Linked DNA regions of Mus musculus: region 2 is linked to region 1. A link is a loop called in an ENCODE intact Hi-C map of the cell type or tissue named here. Cell type or tissue: heart. All regions are shown on one strand.

What was found. A loop is a pair of places that touch in the nucleus more often than their neighbours do. Peaks named below come from ENCODE experiments on the same cell type or tissue, not always from the same donor. Only the 100,000 strongest peaks of a DNase experiment are listed, where the experiment ranks them.
Region 2: a loop joins it to region 1, with 1.9 times the contacts of the local background. A loop is called at or near these places in 2 of 42 quality-filtered maps.

The regions. Positions count from the first base shown.
Region 1 is chr13:93,330,796-93,338,795 of GRCm38, reverse strand. All of the region lies in intron 1 of Homer1 (homer scaffolding protein 1), which reads right to left. Among named protein-coding and RNA genes, the nearest start is that of Homer1, 31 kb to the right of the region's middle. In heart, a CTCF peak has its summit at 3,251; no DNase peak of the experiment used is centred here; H3K4me3 peaks cover 157 bases; H3K27ac peaks cover 195 bases.
Region 2 is chr13:93,379,248-93,387,247 of GRCm38, reverse strand. Homer1 (homer scaffolding protein 1) reads right to left here. Exons shown (of 10, transcript NM_147176.4): 6 at 868-903. Among named protein-coding and RNA genes, the nearest start is that of Gm6109, 65 kb to the left of the region's middle. In heart, no CTCF peak of the experiment used is centred here; no DNase peak of the experiment used is centred here; H3K27ac peaks cover 1,484 bases.

The DNA.
Region 1 (8,000 bases):
AGAAAAGCCTTCTTGAAGGTCTCCATTGGAAGCAACTGAAATCAGACAGGAAGTATTTGTGCAGTTTAAAAAGATAAAGTTAGCAGCATTACACTGGCCTACCAGGCACAAAACACTTAACACTCTAGGTTCAGGTCTTAAAACTGTGGGAAGTAGGGGGAGGAGAGAGTGTGCTGTTGCTATGTAACAGACAGGATGTTATTAAACACCTATATCGCATAGGATAACAAAGATTTATCTACCCCAAAATGTCAACGGTGTTTTGTGAGTCCTGATGAAGGAGTAATCCCAGTTTCCTGGATTCCAACATTGCTGTTAGCCAGCGTAGCAAACGAAAAACAGGATTTGAGATTGGAATGAAAGAAGAATACACTCTTGATCAAATTCAGACGACTAAGAGTTGGTGTGTAGGCCTGTCCAGCCAGAGATTCAACATCTGTTTAGAACTCAGATGAGGAGACCATGTGGAAGGCAGACTATGGGAAAATCATCAGATTGTAACCATGCAGTTTAAAACACTGCATGTTAATAAGTTTCTTTAGAGAAAAGCTTTGGAAAAAATAGTAGAAAGGGTATAACCAAATTATTATGTCTCATCTTTAGACTTCAAGTGCATTCCAAGCTGTCAAGCATCCAAGTGATAGACACTACTTTTTCTAATCAACTAGACAGCAATTGTTAGTAAAAGTTCATCATTTTACTTGCTTCACAGTAATTCACAAAAATACTAACTAAATCAAATAGTGTTTTCAAATATGTCCTATGGAACTATCTGAAAAGCAGGAATTCTACTTTCAGATATGTTTATTTCACTCCCAATTCTAAAGTATGAAAATGTATGTTTGAATAGCAAAGATCCTAACAAGTTCTACAATAAAGAAATTCATATGACTAAATAGTATGTAGACATTTTATCTCCAGTTTCTTCTTCATGCAGCTCTTATATTTCTAGTCATACAATAAAAATTAAATCACAAATTCTGAGGTATTATTACCTTACTGAAACTTGATCTTGGTATATTCAACATTAGTATCGATGTTACTAATTATACTTATGTAATAATGGTCACTGGGAAATATGTATATATAGAGACAATATAAAATTGAGGGTTTGTTTAATAATGACTAGAGTATTATTTATTTAGTAGATACATGTTAAGTACTGTCAAAGTAACCATTCTAAGGAACTTAACATCAATCTCAAATTAAATAGCAAACACATTCACTAAGAAATATTTTAAGCAAGTTCAGAAAAGCAAAACCACAGAGAGAGAGAGAGAGAGAGAGAGAGAGAGAGAAAGACCTTTATAAACCTTGTTATAAAGATGAGTCTTATTCAAATTAACTAGAGGTAACAAAGAATTATATCTAGCTCATAAACATCCGTGCAATAAGAAAGAACTTAAAAACTAAACAAAACAAATGATACTTTCCAGGGGATACTAATATTTTAGATTAAGGGAAAAAGTTCACATTTACCATTTGAATAGCCTTGACTTTACAAAGTACCAATGCCAATGCTGTTTAAGATGACTAATAAAAATATTGTAACTATGTAAAGCTTTGTTCCAAGGAAGTACAAAAGTACAGACCCTATAAATACAAGCCAACTGAAGAGAAGTGATATTTTCCTACTCTACCCTTTTCAGATATCTAGGGAGTAATGGGCACTTTAGCAAAGACAGAGAAGAACTTGACTTGGAATAGCTCCCTTTCTGCTTTATTTTCAAAAGACCATGGCCTGGTTATTGGGACTACAGTTGGTAATACTTTCCATTGAGAATTTGACTGTCAAGACATGTTGGTTGACTATCCACTCATTATCCTTCCTAGCTCCTCCTTAGGTAACCTCAGATATGCCACCTTCCTCTACAATTTTGTTCTTGCCAGGACATTCTTGGCCTATAAATGGTTCTCTGAAGCAAACATGGTCAATGAAATAACTCAAAAGTTTGTTAGAGTTTCCAGGGACATTTACCAAGAGATAACACATGACAAAGAATGTTGTCTTCAATACTGTTTGTTCATAAAAACTACACCTGAAGAAGCCATCCTACCATCGTAAGGAAGACACAACTGAAGGTGAAGGAAGGATGTGGAATACCGCCACAGTCTACTCAGATGATGATCTAGCAGACATTTAACATCCAAAACTATTAACTAGGACACAACAGCCTTTAAAGCTATGTGAGGACAACCACGGAAAGAAGTAAGTACTGGACTTTATTAGAGCAGCTGCCTCTGGCAATGCAGATGGAAGGGGGGCATGGGACAGAGAACAGATTACTTTTGCTTATAATTCTTCTTACTCCTGAAATTTTTTACCCTTGCAGAAGTATTACAGTAACTTTTAAAATGTCGTTGTTGAAAAGTTACATTACGTAACTTGGGAAATGAGGATTTAGGGAACATTTTCACAGAGTACCAAAGAGCCATTGAATGATGATGTTTAGTACCTTAGAGTCTGATGGACTTAGGAGTAGCTGGCACAAGTGTTTCTATTATTCACAGAAAATAAATATGACCGCTTAACAGAAGTACAGAAGGTACATCCAACTCCTGACAAAAATACCACCCTTGGTTAGAGTAAAGTAACAAGAAAACGAAATAAAACTCTGGGTTGGACTTTATCTGAAGTGGTAAGAGAAGAAGACTGACGCTCGGTGAGATTAAAGTTGAGAGCACGCACAGGGCAAGCCGGAGTGCAGACCTGATGCACACGCACATCCCTGGCTGTCTGCTGTGTGCCACCGAGGCAGTACAGCAGGCCTCAAACAAGCAGCACAAACCTGACTTTCTAAAAAAGACTGATCTTGTCCAAGTTCACCCTATAAACCGCTATTCTATAGTATTAAGTCTCAATCCCTTTCCCATCCCTTTCCAAAAGCACCTAACAAAAATTGTGACTAAAACGTTCAGTGTTTCTTGTACAAACCAATAGAAAAGTACCACATAAGAACTCTTATTACTAAGTTATATGTTTAATTCTTCTATATATATTTTTTAAAAAGTCTAGTTTAGCCAGGCGTGGTGGTGCACGCCTTTAATCCCAGCACTCGGGAGACAGAGGCAGGCAGATTTCTGAGTTCCAGGACAGCCTGGTCTGCAAAGTGAGTTCCAGGACAGCCAGGGCTACACAGAGAAACCCCGTCTCAAAAAAAAAAAAAAAAAAAAAAGTCTACTTTAAGGAATACGTTTCTTCTACAAATGCCTACTCAACACATAGTTATACTGTAAGAACTCCATCTAGTGATGAACCAAACACACAGCAGGTGGTGTGCATTATAAAACCTGCAAATATAAAATTACAACATGGCCTTGCAATACAAGGGGAAGATAAATACTTCTGCTTCTCCACTCACTTAAAATCTTCCCTGCTTAGGAACACAATTAAAACACTATGCGTTTAAAATGAATCTGGAGTTATTATAACATTTAGAATTATGTATAAAATTGATATTAACAGTTCTATTAAACTTTAGAATGTTCTTTTCCATTCTGATAAGTTAGTCTAAATAAAGCTAAATCTAGAGGAATACAGTATGTACTAGAAAAATCTGAGGAAGATTTCTCAGTAGACATTCAGGTCTTTAAACATAAAAAATGACTTAAACATTAAAAGGTCATTTAAGGTCTAAAAAGCACCTTTAAAAAAAAGATAATTCTCAACTATATATATTACACCATTCTTTATATAGGTGATAAACTAAACAAGTGAATACGTAATCCCTGAAATATCTAAACAAATAAATACTCTAAAAAAAATCAGAATTAACATTAAAGATACAAAGGTGTTGTGGCAAAATATTAATATTTGAAAAATCGATCATAGGTATTATGCATATACACACAAATAAAAATGTTTTAATTGCTCAAATAATAAAATCCTTCACCATTTCTCTAGTTTTACCAACAGTACATGCTTTGATTAGTTATTCATATGCAGGCAAGTTATTTTGATGTTTATATGACAATTACTATAACACGGTAGACATCAGCTACACAATTCCTGAGCACTTGAAGAATAGCACTACTAAGGTGAATAAATTTAAAGTCTGATAATCCAGTTACTAGAAAAAATAATAAGGAATAACTTTGGTATGGAAAATTTTTCAACAAACAATTCATGAAATATTATTCAGATGAAGTACTTCCAATGAAAACAGCGGAGTAGAAATATACATAAAATGGAAATACATAATAGATTTCAAAGCTAGTGAGTTTTTTTTTCTTTCTACACTAATTATCACATATTTAAGGATAATGTGCTGTCTCAAAATAAGCTGACATTGGGTTTGTTTTGAACTTCAAAAGTAAATTAAAATAACACACATCATATGTCTAGCTGTACTAATATGCTGTACTAGACAATGACTTCAGACCATATTCATAGAGATATCTCATATCTAGTACTAACTATATGTACTATAAAGGCAGTAATTAAGGTCAGTGTTCTCCGTAGAAGGGCTGAGCTACCTATTTTTCTAAATTAGTAGTATCTGTTTAAAAAGTACAGGGTAGATACAACATATATACTCTGTTCTTTTCCCAAAGATAAACTGTTTCTTCAATATAAAATTTTTATGTAATAAAAATATTAATTTTTATATAATAAACTGCAACACTCCTCTAAGTTTTTTTCAATGTGGAATGTTAGGAGAGTGGTAAATGTCTTAAGCTTATAGCTTTGTTATTTACAGTGTTGAAGGGTGGTGGAAGTACACACCTTTAAACCCTGGGAGGCAGAGGAAGGTGGATCTCTGTGAGTTCAAGATCAGCCTGGTCTACAGAGCAAGTTCCAGGACAGTCTGGGCTACACAGAGACACCCTGTCTCAAAAACCAAACAAACGAAAACATATTTTAAAATATTCACTCTATTCAGTATAAAACTTTTTTAGACAAGATATATTTACTCTACACATCAAGAGTAAAAACACTGTTGTACTACCAGTTAGGGAAACTACCAAGTAAGTTTTCAAACAATACCCACCACAACTCCACTCTCATTCACTGTAAGTCCACCAGGGAATACCTGGTACTTTACATAAGGCAGTAACACATCCTCAACTTCTACTTCTTAGCATTACCCAACTCTCATGCTTTCTCTCTGTTTAAAAAGTTTAAACTAAGTGTTAAAATTAAGTGTTGTTGGCGGGCTGCAGAGATGGCTCAGTGGTTAAGAGTACTGACTGCTCTTCCAAAGGTCCTGAGTTCAATTCTCAGCACCCACATGGTGGCTCACAACCATCTGTAATGAGATCTGATGCCCTCTTTCTGGTGTGTCTGAAGACAGCAACAGTGTACTCACATACAAGAAATAAATTTTAAAAATATAAAAAATTAAAAGAAAACTAAGTGTTGTTTATCACTTTTGTCATATTTTAAGGTACCAAAAATCACAAATGGAATTCTTTCATCAATGCTGTTTCTCAGCTATGTAGTCTGCAAATATGATGTTATTTCTGCTCAAACACATGAGCTGTATCTCCCAGCAGTTATGTGAATGGTTCAGTTGGCACAGCATCATAGAGACTCAAACATAGTTAACATTTGCTGCAGGAATACAGCAACGTGGCTTTGGGGGTCTTTCTCCTATCTAGTCTATTAGAAGTGAAGTCTATTAGCTGGCTTCTGAGTCTCAGGGGTGATCACAGTAGACACAAGACCCAGCAGCACCCAGCAGCACATAACTTAGAGCAGTGCTTTGCAGACTCTAGGCCACAACCTGGTTATGATCAATAGTGGTCAGTAAAGTGTAGCGGAATTTTCCCCTAATTAACTGAGAGATGACAAGAAGCCAATCACTGGAGGAGGGTCAGGCCTTCCAGGTCTGAGAGAGGAAGAGGGAATGCAGAGGAAAAGAACGCCATCTTTTGGACGGAGAGACGAGAGGGAAAGTAGACAAAAGGCAGGGACCGTTAAATCTGGTGGCAGAATCCACCTGAATCCACTGCTAGTAGATTTCTAATATAGAATTGTTAATGAGGATCTATCCTAGGATGATAGATTCCACGCCCAGCGGTTGTGTTATCTGTTGATTCTAAACTAAGATTGTCTGGTGTTTTCCATTTCGAGACAACTCAACTGAGTTCCCGGGGCAAGGTAACCACAGCTGAGCGTGGGTGGGCAAGCGTGCGCCCCCAGCTAGCCGTGGAAATTTGCGAGTGCTGAGTGGTTTGGCAGCAGCTAGGTGCAGGGGCTGGATGACTGGGTTCATCGGCAAGCAAACTTCAGGAAGTTGGGAGGACCGCTGCATGGGGGGGAGCCATGGGGCAGGAAGACCACCGTGGCAGGAGAGTAGCCAGGGAAGCATAGATTGATTTTTAACAATTACATGCAACAGTAAAACACTTATAAAAATAAGTATGAATATAAAAATCTCAAAGCAATTCAAACTTGCTAAGGAGGTATGAAACTTTAAGCTACAAAAAACTATGTATATGGTCAAAAGTTTAAAACTCTCAATTTTAAAATGCTTTAATATTCATGAGTAGCCTATAAAGGAGGTGTATAATATAAAAGTAAATGAAAGTCCCAAGTGGCTTAAAGTCACATAGCTAGCAACTGATACAAATAATTATTTAAATGTAAATGAAGAGAGAACTCAAGTCTACCTCACTAGAAATCAAAGAACTGCAAATTGAAAGCAAGAGTTACTTTTTCACTTGTTGAAACAGTGTTTTAAAAAATCTGACAAAATTCAATGTTAGTGAGAGTCAGAACTGACACTTTCAGAAGCAGTCAGTGGGTGTAGAGTCTTTCTGGAAAATACTTGAGAATGTATTTCGAAGCCTTTAGATTTCTGTATACACCCTCTGACAAAGCAATTCTATCCAAGTAATTATCTTATGTGACTGACTACAGAGATATGCAGAGACCTACTTATGGGGTCTGTTATCAACTTGAGACAAGCTAGATTAATTTGAGAAAAGGAAACATCAATTGAGAAAATGTCTCCAGCAGACAACCTTGTAAGCCTGTGATAGATTCTCTTGATCGATGACTGATGTAGAAAGTCCCAATTCACAGTAGGTGGTGTCCCCACCCCTAATCCCATGCTGGTGGTCCTGGGTGATATAGGCAATCAAACTAAATCCTGTCCAGACTTAAATAAACCCTTTCTTCCCCAAGTTGTGTTTTATCACAGCAGCAGAAACCCTAACTAAGACAGAGTTTATCACCACAGCTTACTACAAAAGGGTATGAGTTAAAATGTTCCATAATTTAAGATTAAATTAAAGTACATTCTAATGGAATAGTATTTAACCACGAAAAAATGGTTTCAGAATAGTCAATGACATAAAATATTCAATATAATAATAAATGAAAGTAGTTCATAAGTGAGTGGATCTATTATGTGTCTGCATGACTGAAACAACAGCAACAACAACAAAAAGTGCATTTTTTTTCAGGCTATCTCAAATCAGAAACCATAATGATCCTTGTTTTGTTTACAAAAAAAGCAACATTAAAATATTCTAGTGAAAAGGTGAATGTGCAGGGAAGGGAACAAAACAAAGTAAGCAAGTATGGTAACATATTAGATGGCTAGTGAAAGAAGACAGAAGATACTATTCTATGTCTGGGAAATTCCCTAATATATTCTCTTTTTAAAATAAGAAAACCAGACAGAAAAAAAATTCCCCCAAACTCTTCATTGGGTTCAGCATCTCCTCCCTTATGTAGCCTAGTGACTTTTTGCTAACTCTGGCTGCACAGTCGCACAGAACCAGTAAATAGTTTTTACGTTTCCAAGGTAATTCTTACATGTTGCTAGGAGGTCTTAGTCACTGTTCTATTGCTGTGAGAGACTTCATGACCAAGGCAACTTATAAAAGGAAGCATTTAATTGAGGCTGGCTTAGTTTCAGAGGGTGAGTCCATAACCACCCTGATGGAAGCATGCTAGTAGCCAAGCAGGCAGACATGACCTTGGAGCAGTAGTAGCCTTAGCTACTCACATCTGATTCATAAGCAGCAGGTAGAGAGAACCAGGACTG
Region 2 (8,000 bases), 48 kb before region 1:
GGGACAAACGAGGATGCTTGCATGACAGGTTGGGACAGGTAGTGTATTATTTTAATTACTGATTTATATGTGTATATTAAGAATGTTTATGTTCAGGGCCAGCCTGGTCTACAGAGTGAGTTCCAGGACAGCCAGGACTATACAAAGAAGCCCTGTCTTGAAAAAACAAAAACAAAAACAAAAAAGCATGTTTAAATGTTCCAATAAAATTTTTATTATAATTAAAATAAAATTATTTCCTAAGAGGCTAGATCAACAAATTGGTTCTAATAACTTCTATAATACAAGCAATAATATTCATTGGGAATTCTTGATAATTCTTGATAATTATTTTGCTAACTTTCCAAGGGAGAATCACTTTGTTTGAAAGAAAATCATGTTTTCTCTTTTTTGAACTTTATTCCAATTAGCCAAACTGTGTAGTGGTGCCTTTCAGTTTCCTGTACTCAATGGTTTTGTGTTAATGTCAGTTCGTATCACAAGGCATATGTTTTTATGAACTATTTTGTAGTGATTTTATTATATAATAAAAGGCAGTTTCCATCATTAAAATTTCTAAAGCTTAATGCCAGTTTTAAGATATATTCATATCATACCCCCTTCACAAGACAGAGAGGGACAGCAGATCATTTCAATGACTGTCTTTAAAAAAGCAATAACCGCATAGTCTAAAACAAAGACAAACAATATAATCCCAAACTTAAGGATAGTCTTCAAAATAATTGATTAAAATACTTTATAAATATAAATAAAAGACCGAGGACCAGAATAGAGGAGAAAAAATACACTGTCGGATCCTTGGGTAGTTTTTCAAAACAGAAAGGACACATTGAGACTGGAGGCGAAGTTTAGCAGTAAGGCACTTGCCTAGCATGAGAGAGGGCCTGGGTTCGATCCCCAGCACTGCCAAAGAAACAACACAGAAAAGAAAGGATCGTTAGTGAAATGCAGAGACTTAGTTGGTAGTATTGCAATAGTGCTGACTCCCAAGGTTTGACGGTTATATCACAATCATAAAAGGCAATAATTAAGGGACACGTGGTAAAGGCTATATGGGGACACTGCAGTTTTTATAATTTTACAGCAAATCTAAAGTTAGTTTACCAGTTAAGCAATACACTGAAGCAATAAGTGAAACTATCAATTTAGCAAACTATTTTTCTCAAAAAAGAAACTCTTTTCAAGTTCTTTCTTTGTAGAATGACATTTTAGATTTAGACTTCCTGAGAAAAAACATATAACTATTCACCAGCTCTAAATGGATTAGTTTTTATTAAAACCACCTGCCAGTTTCCCCCAGAAGTGTTTCATTTAAATGGGATCTTCAGTCTGATAACTGAAATCTTATTGAACTAATTTAAAAATTTGCTATAAGCAAATGTCAATCCTATTTAAAAATGAAAATAACTGTAAAGACTTATGTCTAAGATCTACTTGTCAAGAAACAATGCCATTTTAAATATGAACCACACCATCTTTATAGAGAAAGAATGAGGGCACTTTAATATGCTATTTTTCTTAGTTTTATTTTATATTCTATTGGTAGAAAGTCCATTAAGAATTTGGTATGTCTGTGATTCTGGACTCATCTCTTAACTACACTGATCCTCCAGTCTTTACATGGTAACTAAAAACATTAGCCAAGCATTACTCAAATGTTAGCCACTAGCTGCATGTGGCTATTTAATAAAACATTAATAGTTTACGTTTCAAGTCTCATTAGGCACTCTTCACATGATCAGTCAACAGCCACAAGCTGCACATGACTAATGGTTAGCAAGGACACACAACATGTCATTGTAGCAGGGGACTGTACTGGATCTTGTCACTCTGCAGGATCTCTACATGTGAACTCTGTTTTCAGTGTCTTCTATTATGCATTCAATGATAACCCCACAACTTAAATTTATATATCAAAGTCCTGACTCTTAGATCATCACAGTATCTGTATTTAGAGATAGGTTTTTAGAGAAGTAGAGTTTAAATGAGATCCTTAGAGTGAACCTAACTCATATGACCACTGTACTTATTAGAGAAGATATGACCATCTAAGTATATATTACAGTAGCCCAACAACATTTCCAACATTGACCCTAGGATTTTCCAGTGTTTTAGTTAGGGTCTCTCTTGTTTCAATGAAATACCATGACCAAAAGCAAGTTGGGGGTGTGGGGGGAAGGGTTAACTTGGCTTACACTTTCATACTGTTGTCCATCAATGAAGGAAGGTAGGACAAAAACTCAAGCACGGCTGCAACCTGGAGGCAGGAGCTGATGCAGAGGCCATGTTGGGCTGTTAACTGGCTTGCTCCCCATGGCTTGCTCAGCCTGCTTTCTTACAGAACTCCAGACCACCCACAATGGGCTGGGCCCTCCCCATAGATCACTAATTAGGAAGATGCCTGACATAGATGGCCATAAGAATTAATGGAAATCTGCAACTAATGAGGGTGGGGAGGTGGGGGGACATCTCCAGGACATGACAAAGACCAGGGATAAGGGAGGTGCCTAAGAAACAATGAGGCTAATCTTATCTGTAACTCACAGTATTGAGGATATGGAACCTGAAGAGGCAACTTCCTGTTTCTAGGCAGGAATCTCAGTGGAGAGATAGGAACACCAACCCACCTATAATACTTTCAACCCCAAATTTATACCATCTACAAGAAATGCAGGCACCCCTGTGGAGCAGAGACTGAGGGAATAGCCAGCCAATAACCAGCCCAACTCCCATGGGTAAGCACCAATTTCTGACGCTATTAATGATACTCTGTTATGCTTGCAGACAGGAGTCTAGCATGGCTGTCCTCTGAAAGGCTCCACTCAGCAGGTAACACAGACAGATGCAGACACCCACAGCCAAACAGTGGATGGAGCTTCGGGGACTCTTACGGAAGAATAGGGGGAAGGATGGAGGGCCTGACAGGGTTAGGAACTCCATAGGAAGACCAACCGAGTCAACAAACCTGGACCCTTGGGAACTCCCAGAGACTGAACCACAAAAGAACATACATGGGCTGGACCTAGGCCTCCCACACATATGTAGCAGATGTGCAGCTTAGTCTTCATGTGGATCTCGACCAACTGGAGCAGAGGCTATCCCTAAAGCTGTTGCCTGTCTGTGGGATATGTTCTTGTAGCTGGGCTGCCTTGTCTGGACTCTGGGAAAGGATGCACCTAGCCCTGCAAAGACTTGATGTGCCAGGGTACATCAGGGTAGGGGATACCCAAGGGAGGCCCCACTCCTAAGAGAAGGGGATGGGGTATGGAGAAGTGGGGAAATGGGGGATAAAATTGTGGGAAGGGGTGACCAGGAGAGGGGCAGTGAGTGGAATGTAAAGTGAATAAGGTTAAAAAAAAAAGGTGCCTGACAGTTGGATCTTATGGAGGCATTTTCTTAATTGAGGTTCCTCTTTTTAGATGATTCTGGCTTGTGTCAGCTGACATAAAATTAGCCGGAACATCTAGTATCGTCAAGTTTGCTGTTTATTTAGATTTAAGAAGGCTCAAGTTTAAGGTATAACCCCCCAAATGTCCAGTATGCTATAGTTAAATCCAGGTAAATATATTTATTCTCTACACCAAAAAAGTAATTATATGATTATATACATGGAATATTATCTGTTTATGAGCAAGAAAGCTATTAAAAAGCATTTCTAGCTGGGTGGTGGTGGCACACACCTTTAATCCTAGCACTCGGCAGATAAAGTTCAAGTCCAGTCCAGTCTACAGAGCGGGTTCTGGTACAGAAAGGGCTACCCAGATAAACCCTATCACAAAAATCAAAAACAAAGACAAAAGAGCATTTCTAAGAGCGGGGAGGCACATACTTGGGCAGAGGTGTTGCACTTCCCTGCAAGCTCATCTTCTATTAGAAGCAGCATGGGTAAGAGACTGGAAAGAGAGGGGGACAAAGGAGGCCTGGATGGACAGAGACGCCCTCACCATGTGACGCCTATAAAGCCCGCCTAGGCTTAGTCTCCTGGACAAGATAATCTCAAACTGTTACATCTAGTTCTCTGCACACAGGCAATGACCTATTATAGCTGAGAAACAAGAGACAAATCTCTATACCTTAGAAGATCAGAAAATAGTCTAGGATTAGGGTCTCCAGTCTCGAAGAGGGGTAAGAAACTCCCATAGAAGACCCTCCAAAAACAAGACTGAATTCACAAGCTACTAGAAGGTAGTTGTGTCCTTACCATCAAGCTGACAGCAACTTCCCCTTGTGGAAGGGATAAAGTATAAGACAAACCAAAAGGAGGTATCAGGAACTGTGGGAAAAATCTTTCCAGCAGGTCAGCACTGACACTAAGCACAAACTAATACGGGAGGTGGGTGAAAGTCGAGTTTAAACCCTGGGTAGGACGACAGAACTCCTAAACTAACACAAGAGCCATGTGCAAGTAGAGGTTGAAATGCAGTGCTGGCCCTCCATATCTGTGGGCTCACTCAACCACTGGCTGGAAAGATACGGAAAAAATTACTGTGTACTAAACATAAACAGCCTTCTTATTATTTTCTAAATAATAAAGTGTTAAGTATTTACATAGCATATTTATTATATGAGTCAACTTCATCTAAGATTAAGTGTACAGAGGGATAAATACACAAATACCATTCAACCTGACATAAGTAAGAGACTTGAGGACCCACAGATTTCGGTACTGACAAAGGGTCTTGGAACCAATCCCCCATGGATAAAAGGGACAACTGCTCTAAGCCACTGTTGCTTTTTATGCAATATTTAACATTCAATAGGTTGCAATGTGTACCAAAGAGCACTAAATATCAAAAGGGGAAGCATCCATGGGCTCTTACTAGAAGAGGAGACGCCAAGCTCTATCAGATTGGGAATTTTGGCAGAGAAATGGAAACTGCAAGCAAGAATCAAGTGACAGTGTTAAAAATAATGGAAATAAGAATGGATTTGACAGGTCCAGGGAAATTAATATAATTGCACAAAATTATTAGAAATCAAAGTGAAACACAAGGAGGAAAAAAAGAGAGCCCAAAACATGTATATTAATATCAAACTGCCCAGCAAAATATGCTACTGGACTAGTAAAACAGGGTTGAAGAGATAAATATTTTAAGACATAAAGACTCATAACAGCGTTAGTCACAGAGGTCAAAAGGTAGAGGGAAACTCAGTGTCTTTCAGTGGGTGGCTGGACCAACAAAATGAAGTATACAGGTACATGTAGTGGAAGGAAATTCTGTAATTGACTGTAACACAGATGAACCTCGAGGACATCATGCCACATGAGGACATCAGCCCGCAAAAGGCAAATGCTGTATGTCTCCACTCATACTGGAGGTACGCAGTCATGACAGAGAACGCAAAAATGCTGTCGAAGGAGGGAAGAGGGGTATGAAGTTATGTTTTGATGAGTATTGTATATCAGATTTGCAAAATGAAATTACAGAAAAGGGGCTAACTATAACGAGCACAGAGACCCTTATAGAACAGAGAACCTTTTAAACCTTGTGTTTGTAGGTTTACAAATATACAAACTGTTAAAATGTATGTGAATTTATGTTAGATAAGTTAGGGAATGCCACTGTATGTAGATTCTTTAATAAAGTTATTTTACTACCAAAAATACAATAAGAAGCTTCTTATGAGTGTTTATGTGTTCTTTCTGTGACTGCTTGGTGGAACTGTCTCAGAATTGTTCTATGGTGTCTGTTTTCTTGGCATGGGAAGAGACTGGGTGGGCAGGAAGCAGAGCAGCTGCATTGCGGGATAAGAAAAGGAGGTGCAGGGATGGTGATAAGAAATGGGTAGGGAAGGAGGAGTAAAACAACAGAGATATACAGAAGAAAAGTTACACAGTCAAGGCACAAGGAGCAAGTATGCTGGGGTTGTAAGAAACCCAAGCAAAGTCAAAGACCCAGGGTAGAAAAAGAAGGTACCCAGTCTGTTAATATACTTGTATATTTCCGTGAGTGTACCTTGAGTCCCTCATGTATTAAGATCTGGCACAGTCAAGCTAAGAGATTTTCACATTAATTTTTTTTACTCTTCAGAGCCCCCAAACCATAGTTGATTACACTAAAATAAGAAAATATTGAAGAAAATTCTCCTATCAGATTCTTTTTCATAGTGTAGTACACATGGCCACAGTACACTAGATCTTAGACTTGTGTAGCCTGGAATAAACAGCATAGGGGAATAGTTCAATATTAAATTTTTATGTTTTCTCCTTAATTCTTATTGTCTTATGTGCATGATATGTGTATGTGTGTGCATCACTTATACACAGTACCCAAGGAAGCCTGAAGAGGTGTCGGATCCCCTGGAACTGGGATTAAAGTGAGCTGCCCTGTGGGTGCTAGGAATCAAGCCAGGGTGCTCTTGACAGGCTCTTCACTGGCGAAGCACCGCTCCAGTCCCAGGCGTCTACACTCTCTGACACTGCTTACAAGGTAGATGAATGCATGATCTAAAAGTCGTCTGCCTACTACCAAAATGTCGTCACAGGGTAAATCTGAGTTGTTCAGAGGATACTCCGAGTTCCTGTACTTTGAGTTGTTTCCTGAGACATCATATTACTAAAGCACAGTGAAATACAGTGTCAAGTGTGTGTGCTTATCCAACCTCTGTACAGCCTCCCCTGTGGCTATCCACAGATCCTTCTGGCTACAAAGCATGCAAATGCATTTATCAGAGTGACTCACACAACTTCAGCTTCCCTAAACTCCAAAGGCTGCCATACTATAAAGAAAGTTCTATGACTGTTATTCCAGATGTGTTTAATTCTTACATGCAAATATACGTTTTAATATCCTTCTCAATTTTGGGGAAAAGGATGTTCCTTTATCTTCAACTCTAAGATACTGGTTTCCTTCCTACTGGATATTTAGTAGTAATTGATACCTTTGGATTAGCTCTGATACTGTAATTTTAAGTTGGTATTTTATATTTTAGAAATATTTTTAAAGATTTATTTATTTATTTATTTATTTATTTATTTATTTATTTATTTATTTAATGTATATGAGTACACTGTAGCTGTACAGATGGTTGTGAGCCTTCATGTGGTTGTTGGGTATTGAATTTAGGACCTCTGCTTCCTCCGGTCGGCCCTGCTTGCTCTGGTCAACCCCACTCGCTCAGGCCCAAAGATTTATTATTATTATAAATACATAGTACACTGTAGCTGTCTTCAGATGCACCAGAAGAGGGCGTCAGATCTCATTACGGGTGGTTGTGAGCCACCATGTGGTTGCTGAAATTTGAACTCAGGACTCAGTCAGTGCTTTTACCTGCTGAGCCATCTCGCCACCCCTAGAGATATTTTTTAAAAATGTTGAGGAGGTTGTTCCTTGCCTTGTACACCCAGGGCCCTGAGTTTGATTCTCACCAAGGCACAAACACTGCAGGTGTTCTTGGGGAGGACTTAGTCTCTTATTAGAGACGGTCGTGAAAGTTAAATCTTAATTACTCAGGAAGAAGGCAACTTTGTCTAATGATTCAGAGACACTGAAACACTATGATCTCATGTTTGAATGCTGGGATAAAGCAAAATAATTATTTATTCTTGTGGATGCTTTTGGTTGTTCAGTAAAGTTTCCATTTCCCTTCAGAAAAGACCAACCAGTTTTCCCTGAGCTTCAACTCCACAAGGAGGTCAGAACACTTTAAGGAAACCACCACCAGAGTTTCTTTATGCTGGATCTCAAATTCAGTTTCCCTCTATTTAAAGTCAAAGTTTTAGAAGGAAAGTATTAAGCTTCATGGAATTATTAAGTTAATATAAAATCAAAAAGAAAAGTACTTCAAAAACTGATGTACGAATAATGCATTTATTGAACCTCTGAATAAGCCCATGTCACTTGTGCAGCCTAGGACACTTGTACAGTCTCGTCCTGCTAGGCCTTCAGGGCTCTGGATCTGTCACTGGACACTCTAAATGATCACTTATAGCCTGTACTCTGTACCCATGTATATAATGTAGCACTAAGAAAAATATTTAGATTATTTTTTCAAAGTCC